2 separate regions of the Homo sapiens genome follow, and region 2 is linked to region 1. Evidence: read pairs that join two places in POLR2A ChIA-PET (ENCODE). Cell type or tissue: MCF 10A. All regions are shown on one strand.

The links. ChIA-PET counts read pairs that join two places held together with the same protein. Peaks named below come from ENCODE experiments on the same cell type or tissue, not always from the same donor. Only the 100,000 strongest peaks of a DNase experiment are listed, where the experiment ranks them.
Region 2: POLR2A ChIA-PET joins it to region 1 with 5 read pairs; 2 of 35 experiments call an interaction of 5 or more read pairs at or near these places.

What each region holds. Positions count from the first base shown.
Region 1 is chr7:135,214,786-135,222,785 of GRCh38, reverse strand. No RefSeq gene overlaps it. Among named protein-coding and RNA genes, the nearest start is that of WDR91, 7.3 kb to the right of the region's middle. In MCF 10A, no CTCF peak of the experiment used is centred here; no DNase peak of the experiment used is centred here.
Region 2 is chr7:134,590,658-134,598,657 of GRCh38, reverse strand. No RefSeq gene overlaps it. Among named protein-coding and RNA genes, the nearest start is that of AKR1B15, 46 kb to the right of the region's middle. In MCF 10A, no CTCF peak of the experiment used is centred here; a DNase peak (open chromatin) is centred at 4,617.

The DNA.
Region 1 (8,000 bases):
GGATTACAATTAACATCTTAACTTAAAACACTCTACTTTGCAATAATATTAACTTAGTTTAAATAGTATGCAAAAACTTTGTTCCAATATAGGTCTGTTCTTTCCCACCTCTTTTTGCTACTAGTGTCATAAAAATTACATATTTATACATTATGAGCCCATTACATATGTCTATAATTATTGGTTTATGCAATAAGCTGATTTCAATATGAAGAAAAGAGTTACAAACCACATTTTTACTGTCTTTTGTATTTACCTATGTAATTACCTTTACTAGCGCTTATTTCTTTGTGTGAATTCAAATGATTGTCTAGTGCCCTTTCTTTTCAGTTTAAAGGAATCTCTTTGGTATTTCCTATAGGGCAGGTCTGCCAGCAACAAATCCTCTCAATTTTTGTTTAGATGGAAGTATCTTTTTCCTTTATCTTGGAAGTATAGTTTTGCCGGATATAGAATCGTTAGTTCACAGCCTTTACGTTTCAGTCCTTTGACTATGTCATCTCACTGCCTTCTAAACTCCATTATTTCTGCTGATAAGTTCATTGTTAATCTTACTGAGGCTCCGTTCTATATGATAAGTTCTTTTCTCTTGCTGCTTTTAAGATTTTCACTTCATCTTTGGCTTTCAACATTTAATTATGCTGTTTTTAGGTCTAGATCTTTTTGAGTTAATCTATTTGGAGTTTGTTGAATTCTTTTGTGTTCAGACTAATGTTTTTCATCAAATTTGAGAAGTTTATGGCCATTATTTCTTCATATATACTTCCTGTTGCATTCTTTCCTTTGTTTTGGAAAAGAGTTTGGCTGGATGTAGAATTCTTAGTTGATAGCCTTTAACTTTCCTTTTGGTATTACCATTATGCACATGTTGCTATGCTTGGTGATGTCTCACAAGTCTCTGAGGCTCTATACCCTCTTTTTAATTATTTTGTCTTTATTTCCTTCAAACTGCATATTCTTAGTTGACGTATCTTCAAGTTCACTGACTCTTTCTCCTGCCAGTTCTAATCTGCTGTTTCATCTCTCTGATGAAATGTTTCACTTCAGTTATTGTATTTTTCAACTACAGATTTCCCATTTGATTTTTTTAAAAAAGAATATTTCTATCTCTTTGTTGATATTCTCTATTTGATAAGCCATTGTTATTGTACTTTCTTTTAATTCTTTAGATATGCTTCCTTTAGTCCTTTGAACATAATAGCTAATTTAAAGTCCTTGTGTGTTAAGCCCAACACCTGTGCTTCTTCAAACACTGTTTCTATGGACAGTTTGTTTTCCTGCATACAGACCATATTTCCCTTCTCTTTGTGATAATTTTTTTGTTGTTAAAAATGGATTTGTTTTTTGAGATAGAGTCTCGCTTCGTCACCCAGGCTGGAGCGCAATGGTGCAATCTCAGCTCACTGCAACCTCCACCTCATGGGTTCAAGTGATTCTCCTGCCTCAGCCATCCCAGTAGCTGAGATTACAGGCATATGCCACCACACCCAGCTAATTTTTGTATTTTCCTAGAGACAGGGTTTCACCATGTTGGCCAGGCTGGTCTCAAACTCCTGACTCCAAATGATCCACCCGCCTCGGCCTCCCAAAGCACTGGGATTACAGGCATGAGCCACTGCACCTGGCCAAGAATGGATATTTTATATAATATAATGTGATACCTCTGAAAATCAGATTCTGCCCCTCCTTGGGGTTTATTGTTGCTTTTTGTTTGCTTACTGATATGGTTTGGCTGGGACCCCACCCAAATGTCATCTTTAATTGTAGCTCCAATAATTCCCATGTGTCATGGGAGGGACCTTGTGGGAGGTAATTGAATCATGGGGTCGGGTCTTTCCCATGCTGTTATTGTGATAATGAATAAGTCTCATGAGATCTGATGGTTTTATAAAGGGGAGTTACCCTTCACAACTCTCTTGTCTGCTGCTATGTAAGATGTGACTTTGCTCCTCATTTGCCTTCAGCCATGATTGTGAGGCCTCTCCAGCCATGTGGAACTGTGAGTCAATTAAACTTCTTTCCTTTATTAATTACCCAGTCTCTGTTATGTCTTTATTAGCAGCGTGAGAACAGACTAATACACTTACTGTTATTCCAGTGACTTCCCTGGACTAACTTTGTAAAATCTTTAGTCTTTGTCATATGTAGCCACAGACACCTAAGCTTGGTTAACTCAGTGGTCATCTAGTGATTGGACAGAGATGTCCCTAAATACGTTGAACCAATAAGCCTCCCAGCCTTTGCCAAGGCAACCACTTGTGTAGGGCATGACTTCAACACTCTTTCACTTTATAATTCTGCCTCAGTCTTCACTTGCCACTTGCACAGAGGGTTAAAGTCAGCCACAGGTAGGAGAAAAGGGCCTTCTTAGTTCTTTTCTGGGCATGCACACATGTATGAAGCACAGGTATTGCAGAAGGCAGAAATGGTTTTGGATTTTAGGAATATGTTGGAGATTTATGAATGTCCAGATGTCCCCTGTGGAGATCTAATTTCACTTTTTTTTTTCTGGTTAAGTTTTTTTAGCCAGTCTCTTGTAAACCTCAACTGATAGCACTGCCTCAGGCAGCTGTGATGTTAAACAATTGCTAATGATTATCTCTGACAAATTCCCTAGCCATAGGCTGTTCTATACAGGCCAACCTTAGGCCAAATAAAGATGAGCCCTGAGAATGGAGCTTTTAAAGGAGCTGCCACAAAGATCAAATAGTGATAATTCTCTGGAGATGAGGCTTTTGGGAATTCCAATCCCATTTTATTTCCTTCTGGGAATTCTTGGATGCTGTTTTTCATAGCTACTGTTACTGTCAGGTTCTTGGTTTTCAAGGCTATTGCAGAGCTACAGAGAGGGAGATGGGAATAGGGTACATTAAAATGACAAAAATATGCCATTCTTACCAAGATGCAGCTGTTTTCTTGAATAAATAGTCCTCAGATTGTTGCATGCCTTTGATTAATTTTGGGAGTTTTGCAGAAGTTGATTTTGAGCATTTTTGACAGTGTTCTTATCATTTTAATGGAGGTCTTTGCTATGCTAGAAGTGCTTTCCCGTCCTCATTTGTTGCTTTAATTTTGAATTTAAAGTATTATTGGAAGGAGAGATATTGACTCAGATATTTCCTCAAACAAAAACAAAACAACAGAAGGCCAGGCAAGTGGTCCAAGATGATGAATTGAGAAGGTTTGGACTGTTAATCCTGGCTGTACCTTTGAACTACTTGGGGAGCTTTTAAAAAATACCCACCCTGGGAGATTCTGATTTAATTGATTCAGAGTATGGCCTCTATAACTGTATTTTAAAAGCTCCCTTCGCCAGGCGCCATGGCACATGCCTGCAATCCCAGCACTTTGGGAGGCGAGGTGGAAGGATTGATTGAGCCCAGGAGTTCAAGACCAGCATGGGCAGCATGGTGAGACCCTGTCTCCACAAAAAATAAAAAAATAGCTGGGCTTAGTGGCACGCACTTGTGGTCTCAGCTACTTGGGAGACTGAGACTGTGGGTCGCTTGAGCCAGGAGGTTAAGGCTGCAGTGGGCTGTGTTTGTACCACTGCACTCTAGCCTTGGCAAAGAGAGACCCTGTTTAAAAAAACCCAGCAACCATAAAAACAAAATAAGAAAAGACAAAATAAAAGCTTTCTAGTGATTTTCATGTGCTGCCAGAGGGAAAGCCAATGGTCTAGAGTGGGTTTCAAGACAGAGGTTGACTTTTTGAGCCAGGGATGCGGTATGATGATATGACCCTGGACAGTAATGTTTGTCAAAGTGTGTGCTGTAGGTTAATTCCCTCCAAGTCTCCCAGACCGGCAATTCCCAAATTTTTGTGTTGAAGGACCAAGTTTTCAAAAATTCTTTTTTATTTCTAATATGTATTGACTGAAACTTTCATAAAATGCAACAAAAATGAATTACCAGAAAAACAGAGTAAAAAGTGATGCACAAAATATGTCCAAATATTTTATTATTATATCCAACAGACATATGGTGTAAAATAGATACAAAAATGTCTGCGTAAGCTCAGTGGACCTTGGTGTGGACTGGCAACTAAGTATGTGAACCAGTACAGAGACCAGGTAAACTTGACTTTGGGTTCTTTGTTGAAGAGGCCCATCTTAGGGAAGCATTTCTGCTGTACTGGCAAAGCCAGCCAAAGGAAGGGACCCACAGATAAGGCTCAAAAGGGAGCCCTTCTTTACCCTGTTGGGCTAGCAAAAAGGCAACTGTTGATGTGTGTGTCTCGCAAGCACACATCAATCTGGGGTGGATACTGGGAATTTTGAGGATGGACAGCTAGCTTATATGCCATCTGCACAGGAAAGTGGAATCCACCAGATGTGGTCATTGACTCAGATCCTGATACAAGGAGACATAGAAGGTTTCCCTAAGAGAAGTGCTGGGTGACCCCTCACAGACAGTAGAAAGTGATATGAAGAGAAGCCCTGAGGAGGACGACAATGATGTGTCGGAAGAGGGAGAATTCATACCAGCATGCACCATGACAGAGAAGCACAGGTATTGCAGAAGCAGAAATGGTTTTGGATTTTAGGAAATGTGGCAACAGAGTTGGAATTCTCCCACGCTGTGCTCCAGTTGATGTTTGTGAAGGCCATGTTACTTATTAACCTAGGAGACTTGCATCATTCCAGCAGTGAAAGTGAATGATTTTATAGGCCCATAAATCTGCAAATTCCTACCACTGACCATCTAGCAGTATTATGAGTGGTTTGATACCCTGAGCTAATGGGGACTTTGCTGAGGTGGAAGGTGGTGGGGTAGGCAAGTGGCAGGTTCTCACAATAATTTGAGCTGCTTCTCAAGGAGATATGATCATAGTCTGAGACCTGAGAGAAAGTGGTTCATTTTCTCTCTTTAGAATTCATTATCTCTAAGTAGACAGACCAAAGTTCCCAGAAGGTTCTTGGTAGTAGCATGACGCCCAGGACTATAAGGGTGAAAGAAGCTCAGGGTCCTTCTGGCCCAAAGTCTTTAAATTGCACATGATTGCTGGGAGCCAGAGAAATGACATGGTTTGGCAATCAGAGTTCAGCTGTGAGGTCCTATATTTGGTTCCAAAAATTTAATTGTAGAAGTACAGGATTGGAAATTCTTAGTTTTGCAGCAATTTATGCCGAAAAGTTTTGGGGGTACTAGCTGATAAAAAGCTTTGTATGAGTTATCACGAAGATATGGTTGTTATTACAAATGATCGTGCTGTGATTAAAGATTACATTCATTATATTTATAAATTATAAAATGAATATATGTTCATGGTAAGGAATTTAAAAAATATTAAAAAGCCTAAACTCAGAAATCACTTATAAAATCCAACACCTCTACTACCTAGAGCTAATAATTGTTAAGATTTTTTGTGTGTACATATGATCAAGAATATGCAAAGCAATGGTATTGCACCTACAGTTTTGTATCAACTTTTAAAAATTAAACTTATTATTCTGATATAACTATAGATTAATTAACTATAGATTAATAAGCAGTTATAAGAAATAATATAGAGAAAGAAAGGATTTTGAACGTTCACAATATGAAGAAATGATAAATGTTTGAGGTGATGGATATGCTAATTACTCTGATTTGATGATTACACATTGTATATGTGTATTGAAATATCACTCTGGGCCAGGCACGGTGGCTCATGCCTGTAATCCCAGCACTTTGGGAGGCTGAGGTGGGTGGATCTCTTGAGGCCAGGAGTTGGAGACCAGCCTGGCCAACATGGTGAAACCCTGTCTCTACTAAAAATACAAAAATTAGCTGGGCGTGGTGGCTCATGCCTGTAATCCCAGCTACTCGGGAGGCTGAGGCAGAAGAATCACTTGAACCCGGGAGGCAGAGGTTGCAATGAGCCAAGATTGCACCATTGCACTTCAGTCTGGGAAACAGAGTGAGACTGTTTCCCAGTCTCAAACAAAAAAAAAAAAAAAAAAAAAAAAAAAAGAAAAGTCTGTCTCAAAAAGAAAAAGTCTGTCTCTCAAAAAAAAAGTCTGTCTCAAAAAAAGTCTGTCTCAAAAAAAAGAAAAAAGAAAAGAAATATCACTCTGTATCCCATAAATATGTACAATTATTACATGCCAACTAAAAATAAAAGGAAAAAAAGAAAGAAATAATTCAGAGAGATCCCGTTGTACCCTTTATTCAGTTTTCTCCAATAGTAACATCTTGTACAATATCATAACCAGGATACTGACATTTACTGATCTTATTCAAAATTCCCTATTTTACTTGTACGTGTGTGTGTATTTACTTCTATACAATTTATCATGTTAGGCTTGTGCGTCTATAACCACAGTCAAGATGCAGAACAATTCCATTGCCACAAGGATCCTTTGTGTTGCCCTTTTAAAAATCACAACCCTTCCTTCCTCACCCTCCTCCCACGTGCCCATCCGTCTTCATGGCCTTCACTAATCTGTTTTCCATGTCTACATTTTGGCTTTTCAAAAATGTTCTATACATGGAATCATGCTGTTGAAGGACATCTGGGTTGTTTCCAGTTTTGGCTATTATGAATAAAGCTTTGTGTACAGGTTTTTATGTAAAAATCTATGTTTTCCTTTCTCTGGGACAAATACCTGAGTGTCATTACTGGGTTGTATGGTATTTGCATGCTTAATCTTGTAAGAAACTGCCAAATTGGTTTCTAGAGTGTGAATCATAATTTTAAACACATTGTATTATAACTATTTCTCCAAATAATTAAATTATCTTAAAAAACAAAAACTTTGACAATTGCATAATATTACATGGGATAGAGGTAGCATGATGTATAAGATTTCCTCTAATGTTGAACATTTGGTTGTTTGAGATTTCTTTCTCCTTGTAGAAATCAGTAATAAGACTCCTGCATGTGGAACTGGTGTGTACAGACCCGCTGGAACTGGTTCCTGTAGTCCCCAGGAGTGACTAAGTTCTGAAAGGCTGATTTGTGCTAACCTCATTGCACAGGGGCCTGAAGAATATATCACGATGTCACTTTGTAAATCTGAATGAGACATATAACTGTCACACAGGGACTATTCGTGGTAACACTGGCATAAATGATATCCTTTCCACCTATGTTGGAAGACTATTGTAATCAAAAACTGCCTTTTAGTTTACCAGGAGGAAGACACTGGAATGCTATGTTTCCATGTAGTCAAATGCTGAGGACACAAATGGTCTTTTTGTGAGCTTTGTACCAGGAAAAGCGGAGTGGGATGCCTATCGGGGCCCAATTTTGGGATGGTCTAGTGCCACCTTCTCATTTTGGGGATGGCCTTGCCATAGGTCAGAACATAGGACAAGTGCCGGCTGTGTTGCAAATGAGCATGGGCCCTGCCCATGGCACTCTCTGGTTTCTGGGTGCCTGTGTTTAAAACCTCTTCCGACTGACATAATATTTATTTTGGAAGTGAATGTCCTCAACCAAGGCCAGTGAGCCTAATATCTTTTCTCTCTCTTTCCACTGATTTTGCATCCTTGGACTCTAAACCATCTTAGGTTGATTTTGCCGTTTAACTCTCAGTGGGAAGTACAATTTCTTCATTCCCAAGATCTTGGAGGGTAACTCACTGTAGCCTCTAAATACTTATACCTTTCACTATTGTAAATAACTTCCATTATTAAAGATAAGTTGCACTTTTATTAAAAAAAACCCCATTCTGCATAAATCTTATTTTTAATGTTTAAATTAATTTACTTTCTTTTTTAAAAAAATAGAGACGGGGTCTCCCTATGTTGCTCAGGCTGGTCATAACTTCTGGCCTCAATCGATTCTGCCACTTGGGCCTCCCAAAGTGCTAGGATTACAGGTGTGAGTCACTGTGCCCAGCCTTTTTTTTTTTCTTTCAGCTTATTTTTAAAATTATTTTTTTAAGGGAAATTAAAGAAATTAAGTGGGATCACTGGGCTAAAGAGTAGAAACATTTTGGAAGCTTTGATAATCTATAAATTGACTCCTAGAAAAGTAGCTCCTTCTGAAGCTTAATGACAATGCCCCTTTCA
Region 2 (8,000 bases), 620 kb after region 1:
ATAACGAGCTCCAAAAGTTTCCTACTGAAACTTTTCCAAAAAAATGAGGAGGAAGGACTCTTCCCTAACTCATTCTATGAGGCCAGCATCATCCTGATACCAAAACCTGGCAGAGACAATGAAAAAAGAAAACATGAGGCCAATATCCTTGGTGAACATTGATGCAAAAATCTTGAACAAAATACTGGCAAACCAAACCCAGCAACACATCAAAAAGCTTATCCACAAGGAGCAAGTAGGCTTTATCCTTGAAATGTAAGTTGGTTCAACATACACAAATCAATAAATGTGATTCATCACATAAACAGAACTAAGGATAAAACCACTTGATTATCTCAATAGATGCAGAAAAGGCTTTCAATAAAATTCAACCCAAATTCATACCCAAAGGAATATAAATTGTTCTGTCATAAAGACACATGCACACGTATATTTATTGCAGGACTGTTCACAATAGTAGAGACATGGAATCAACTCCTTTATATTAAAAACTCTCAATAAACTAGGTATTGAAAGAACATACCTTAAAATAATAAGAACCATCTATGATAAACACACAGCCAACATCATACTGAATGGGCAAAAGCTAGAAACATTCCCCTTGAAAACCAGCACAAAACAAGGATGCCCTCTGTCACCACTCCTATACAGTATAGTATTGGAAGTACTGGCCAGAGCTATCAGGCAAGAGAAAGAAATAAAGGGCACCTAAATAGGAAGAGAGGAAGTCCAACCATCCTTATTTGCATATAACGTGATCCTATACTTAGAAAACCCCATAGTCTCGGCCCAAAAGCTGCTTAAGCTGATTAAAAAAAAAACTTTAGCAAAGTTTCTGGATACAAAATCAACAGTCAAGCTGACAGCCAAATCAGGAAAGCAATCCCATTCACAATTGCCACAAAAAGAATAAAATACCTAGAAATACAGCTAACCAAGGAAGCAAAAGTTCTCTACAAAAAAAACTACAAAACACTGCGCAGAGAAATCAGAAATGACATAAACAAATGGAAAAACATTCCATGCTCATGGATAGGAGGAATCAATTTCATTAAAATGGCCATACCGCCCAAAGCAATGTATAGATTCAATGCTACTCCTATCAAACTAACAATGACATTCTTCATAGAACTAGAAAAAACTATTTTAAAATTCATCTGGAATCAAAAAAGAGCCTGAATAACCAAGACAATCCTAAACAAAAAGAACAAAGCTGGAGGCATCATGCTACCCAACTTCAAACTATACCACAGGGCTACAGTAACCAAAACAGCATAGTACTGGTACAAAAACAAACACATAGACCAATGGAACAGAATAGAGAGCCCAGAAATAAGTCTGCACACGTACAACTAACTGATCTTTGAAAAAGATGACAAAAACAAAGAATGGGGAAAGGAATCCCTATTCAATAAAGGGTGCTGGGATAACTGGCTAGCCAAATACAGCAGACTGAAATTTGACCCCTTCTTTACACTATGTACAAAAATCAATTTAAGATGGATTAAAGACTTAAATGTGGCCAGGAGTGGTGGCTCATGCCTGGTAATCCTAGCACTTTGGGAGGCTGAGGCAGGTGGATTGCCTGAGCCCAAGAGTTTGAGACCAGCCTGGGCAACACAGTGAAACCCCGTCTCTACCAAAATACAAAAAATTAGCCAGATGTGGTGGTGTGCACCTGTAGTCCCAGCTACTTAGGAGGCTGAGGCAGGAGAATTGCTTGAGCCTGGGAAGCGGAGGTTGCAGTGAGCCAAGATCACGCCACTGCACTCCAGCCTGGGCAACAGAGCGAGACTCAGTCTCAAAAAAAAAAAAAACAAAAAACTTAAAAGGCAAAACTATAAAAACCCTGGAAGATGACCATGGCAATATGATTCTAGACATAGGAATGGGCAAAGATTTCATGACAAAGACGACAAAAGCAATTGCAACAAGAGCAAACATTGACAAATAGGATCTAATTAAACTAAAGAGCTTCCGCACAGCAAAAGAAACTACCAACAGTGTAAATAGACAACCTACGAAATGGGTCAGTCGCGGTGGCTGTCACCTGTAATCCCAACACTTTGGGAGGCTGAGGCAAGCGGATCACTTGAGGCCAGGAGTTTGAGACCAGCCTGGCCAACATGGCAAAACCCTGTATCCACTAAAAATACAAAAAATTAACTGGGCATGGTGGCGCATGCCTGTAATCTCAGCTACTCAGTAGGCTGAGGCAGGAGAATCGCTTGAACCTGGGAGGCAGAGATTGCAGTGAGCTGAGATTGTGCCACTGCAGTTCAGCCTGGGCGACAGAGCGAGATTCTGTCCCCCAACCACACAGTCACAAAAAAAGAATGGGAGAAAGTATTTGCAACCTATGGGTCTGATAAATGTCTAATATCCAGCATCTATAAGGAACTTAAACAAATGTAGAAGGAAAAAGCAAATAACTCTGTTAAAAAGTAGGCAAAGGACATGAACAGACACTTTTCAAAAGAAAACATACAATAGCTGGGCATGGTGGCATGTATCTATAGTCCCGGCTACTCAGGAGGCTGAGGCAGTAGAATCACTTGAACCCGGGGGGCAGAGGTTGCAGTGAGCTGAGATCACGCCACTGCATTCCAGCCTGGGCAACAGAGTGAGAATCTATCTCAAAAAAAAAAAAAAGGCACATTACAAAATATAGCATTCGTGTAAAGAAGGCATATCTCAGGATAGACCGAGAATGAAGGAAACATACCAATATATTAAAAATGGTGATTTTTGAGTGCTGGGATTACTGATTATTTTAATTTCTTTTTTTGAGCTTTTCTGTTTTCCTATATATTCTACAGTGAAGTTTATATTTGGTACTTAGAAAAAAATTTACTTTCAATAACAGTACCTAAAAATCTTGAACTTTCACCTGAGTTCAACTGAGACATGGGGGAAAATGTATTAGCAAGGTGATACAGTTTGGCTCTGTGTCCCCACCCAAATCTCATCTCTAACTGTAATCCCCATGTGTCGAGGGAGGGACCTGGTTGGAGGTGACTGGATCATGGAGGCGGTTTCCCCCATGCTGTTCTCATGCTAGTCAGGAAGTTCTTGAAAATCTGATGGTTTAAAAGTGGCAAGTTTCCCCGGTGCTGTTTTGCTCTCCTGCTGTCTTGTGAAAAAGGTGCCTGCTTCCCCTTTACCTTCCGCCATGATTGTAAGTTTCCTGAGGCCTCCCCAACCATGCAGAACTGAGTCAATTAAACCTCTTTCTTTTATAAATTACCCAGTCTCAGGAAGTATCTTCATAGCGAAGTGAGAACAGACTAATACACAAGGGTTGCTTGTATTATCGTATATTACAGTTTTTAAAACATTTTACTGGATCAAATCATATCATTTTTCACTGGAGAAAAAAGTGCTAAAATATAAATCTTTTTCCCTTTTCCCACAGTTTCTTTCTCAAGTTGTCTTAGTGGCTTTTTTTGTTTGTTATTTAATGCATTTTAAGTATAGAAAAATTAAAATGTTAAGTTTTTAAGTTTTTAGCATGAGTTATACTGTTTGTCTTTATATTGTGCAATACCAGTTTTTACAGAGTCACCAACTTTATACAACTCATATTTTGGAGCTCATATATGTGTATATATGTTGTTCTTAGAAGAGTGGAAACACTGTACAAAACTAATTCAAATTTTTTTGTTTGTTTTTTGTTGTTGTTGTTGTTTTTTGGTTTGTTTGTTTGTTTGTTCTTTGAGATGGCATCTCACTCTGTTGCCCTGGCTGGAGTGCAGTGGCATGATCTCCACTCACCACGACCTCTGCCTTCCGGGTTCAAGTGATTCTCCTGCCTCAGCCTCCCAAGTAGATTTTATTACAGGCATGTGCCACCGCACCCGGCTCATTTTGTATTTTTAGTAGAGACGGGGTTTCTCTATGTTGGTCAGGCTGGTCTTGAACTCCTGACCTCAGGTTATCCACCCACCTTGGCCTCCCAAAGTGCTGGGATTACAGGCATGAGCCATTGTGTCTGGCCCAAATGTTTTTATTTCATTTCCTGATGTGCACACAGTCTACTAATATACTTTATTTTTGGCTTACTGGTTGGTAAGGATGTACTGAAAGGAAAATAAACTATGGTTTCTCCTATCTTTTCATTTCTTTGATGTCATTTTCAGAATATGGGGTGTCCAATAAACAGAGGTAACATAATGAAGGGCTCATGTGATTAAGTCAGGCCCACCCCAATGATCTCCCCGTCTTAACATCAATTGATCTGAAACATTAATTACATTTAAAAAAATTTATTTTACCATACAACGTAATAATCACACCAGTGTGATCATGTTCATCACAGGTTCCACCTATTCTTCAAGGAAGGAGGTTACATAGAGCAAGATTACGCAAGGGTCATTGGAGGTTGTCTTAGAACTCTGCCTACATTTTCTTTGTGATAGAGAATGGCTGGCTATCACTATCACGGCCTCCACTCAGCCTGGCTTTAACGAGCAAAATGCCCTTAGGCCAGATAGATAAAGGCCCAGTTAATCCCTCCAGTCAGATCAGGCAATTTGTTTCTTCCACAAGGTCAGTAAATGTCAATTGTGGGACTAAACTGCTTGAGTCCAAATTTCCATGTCAGAGAGCACAAATGCAAAGTCATGGTGCTGGGGAAGCTGCCAACACTCTCAGACACAACTGAGAATGCTTTGCTTTGGATAAAACAATGAGAATCCAGGGAGACTGGAGAATGAATATGTACAGAAACAAACAGGCTACTGAGAAGAGCAGTGGCTAAATATGAATCAGATTATATCAAGAGATGCTGTTTTAGCTACTTAGGTAATGAATGAATGAGAAAGTAAGTTCTGATAAAAAATGTTGGCTGAGTACAGTGGCTCACGCCTATAAGCCCAGCATTTTGGTAGGCTAAGGTGGGCAGATCACTGGAGGTCGGGAGTGGGGCACAAGTGCCACAAGCCCTGGGGCACAAGCACCAGCCTGGCCAACATGACAAAACCCAATCTCTACTAAAAATACAAAAATTAGCCGGGCATGGTGGCACACACCTGTAATCACAGCTACTCAGGAGGCTGAGGCAGGAGAATGGCTTAAACTCAGAAGGCTGAGGTTGCAGTGAGCCGAGATCATGCCACTGCACTCCAGCCTGGGCAATAGAATGAGATTTTGTCTCAACAAACAAACAAATAGACAAAAGTCCCTAAGTATATACTCATAAATATTGAGCATTCAACTACAAGCAGGACAATGTGTCAGACCCTATATTGGGTGGAATCATGTCCCCCCAAAGTCCATGTCCACTCAGAACCTCAGATTGTGACCTTATTTGAATATAGAGTCTTTGAAGATGGAGTTAGTTAAATTAAGATGAGGGCATTCTGAATTAAGGTGGATCATAAATCCAATGACTTGTGTCCTCATAAGAAGGTCATGTGAAGGCAGAGGCAGAAATCAGAGGGAGGCAGCTACAAGCCAAGGAACCCCAAGAATTGCCAGCAACCACCAGATGCTAGGAAGAGGCAAGAAGGATTCTTTCCTGGACACTTCGGAGGGAGTATAGCCCTGATGACACGTAAATTTTGGATTACTGGCCTCCAGAATTATGCAGGAATAAATTTCTGGTGTTTTAAGATTGTGGTAATTTGCTACAGCCACACTAGTGTTATGGGGTGGGTCTTTGTTCCTAGAGCTCCCAAGATGGTGGCAGCCACTCTCAAGATGGCAGCAAGCCTTTTGTTCTCTGACCTGGGGTTCTTGGTCTCACAGATTCCAAGGAATGGAACTTTGGGCCATGTGGTGAGTGTTATAGCTCTATTAGAAGCCGTGGGTCATGGAAGAGAACCATGGAACCCAGTGACTAGTATTAGGCTTGATTAGGATGAACCCAGACACTTAGCCACACAGGAACAATGGCAAGCCTCTAGCCCGAATGGGAGCGGCAATGGGTGCCTCACTGGATCAGAAATGCAGCAGACCCCCTGCTGGACCCAGAGAGGTGGAAGTCAATGGAGGGTCTGCGACAGTGGCATTCAGCAGTGGTGGACAGTGAGCAAAAGCTCAGCTTGAGCCAGAACAAACATGGACCAGAAGAGTGTGCAGTTGCAAGATTTAATAGAGTGAAAACAGAGCTCCCATACAATGGGAGGGGACCCAAAGCGGGTTGCCACTCCCTGCTCGAATGCCTGGGTTTATACCCCGATCATTGTCCCTCCCACTGTGGTCTCAGGTGATATATGATTTGACTATTTCTTTATCTCCTGCTTTTAGCCTAATTTGTATTTTAGTGAGCCCTTTTTACTACCTGATTTGTTGGGTGTGAGCTGAGTTACAAGCCCAGTGTTTAAAGGTGGGTGCAATCACCTTCCCCAGCTAGGCTTAGGAATTCTTAGTCGGCCTAGAAAATCCAGCTAGTCCTGTCTCTCAGTCCCCACTCTCAACAGGAAAACCCAAGTGCTGTTGGGGAGGTTGGCTGACGACCGCTCTAACTGCTTCCTGCTGAATTGGGGTGTAGCAGGGGTTGTGCAGTTGAGATTTCCTCGGGAGGGGTGCCTTCAATGTCATTAACATCGGAGCATGGGCTAGCTGGCCAGTCCAGGGGTCCACGGTAGATCTTAGTCATGCACTGCATCTGGTGCTCCATTTGAAGAACCATTTGTAGTTTTACAGCTTTGATTCTGGAAGAGACAAACTTAACAAGGAGGTTAAAGGTACAGGGATTGAAATGTAGGCCTGAAGTGCAGGGGCATATGGGTGTCGGCCGTGAAAGTGGGGTTTCCTTTAGAAAAACTCCTATACTATGGGGCATTGATATTTCCAGGAAGCCACATTCTCCGCAGAAGCTCTTGGTGAGGGGAGCTACTGGTAGTACAGTGGCATGGAGGAGGTGCAGTGAGAGTAAAAGGGGATAAGAGAACAGTAAAGAGAAAAATATGAAAAGGGAGGGCCATGGGGATCTATGATTCAGTTACTTTCCTCACAGTTGTCACTTGAAGAGCAGGCACAGATCCTCTAGAGGTTCACAGGAATAGCTAGTGTTGTCTCCTGGATTTTCGGGTTCTTTTGACAGTATCCAGAGTTTGACTCAAGTGTGATGTATCCAAGACTCCACTCCAGCCACTTTAACCATGGTTGAGGTACATAAAATGAAGGGTAGTGTCCTTCCCAGGATGTGTCTAGGGACAGGGAATTAGCAGGAAGGGACTTGACTAATACCATGTCACCAGGGTAGAATAGTTCCTTTCCCTCCTCTCAGGGACAGGCTCCTTGTAATGTTTTAAGAACTTGTTGATATTTGTCTAAGGAGGTGATGCCTGCAACTAAGTTGGCCATCTCTCAGTCGAGCACAAGTTATTGGTTAGGAAGGTCCATACAGCATCTCATATGGCTAAGTCCCACTTTTTGGGGAGAGTTTAGGATTCTTAGTAAGGCTATAGGCAACAGAGCAGGCCATGCAAGGTGGGTTTCTTGGGTTAGCTTTTTTAGATGTTGTTTGAGTGTTTCGTTCATTTTCTTGACTTTTCCTGAGGATTGTGGCCTCCAGGGGCAGTGTAAGTGATATTGTATGCCTAACACCTGGGATAGTCCCTGGGTTACTGCAGCCTTGAAAGCAGGGCCATTGTCACTCTGTAAGCCTCGGGGAAGTCCAAATCTAGGAATTATTTCATGAATTAGTGCCTTTATTACCTCTTGGGACTTTTCTGTCCTACAAGGGAAGGCGTCCGCCCAACCAGTGAAAGAATCTACCCAGACTAGTAGATACTGAAATCTCTGAGATTTGGGCATGTGGGTAAAACTTAGTTGCCAGTCTTCTCCTGGGTAATGGCCTGTTCTTTGTTCTCCTGAAGGAGCTTGGCGATAAGGCAGGGGATTGTTTCTTTGGCACATTTCACAGGCCCTGACTATCTGCTTGATAGTTTTGAAAAGGCCTGGTCCAGTAAATAATGATATGGCCATCTGATGGGTGCTATCAATGCCTAAGTGAAAGGTCTGGTGAAGGGTTTTAAGTAATTCACATTGGT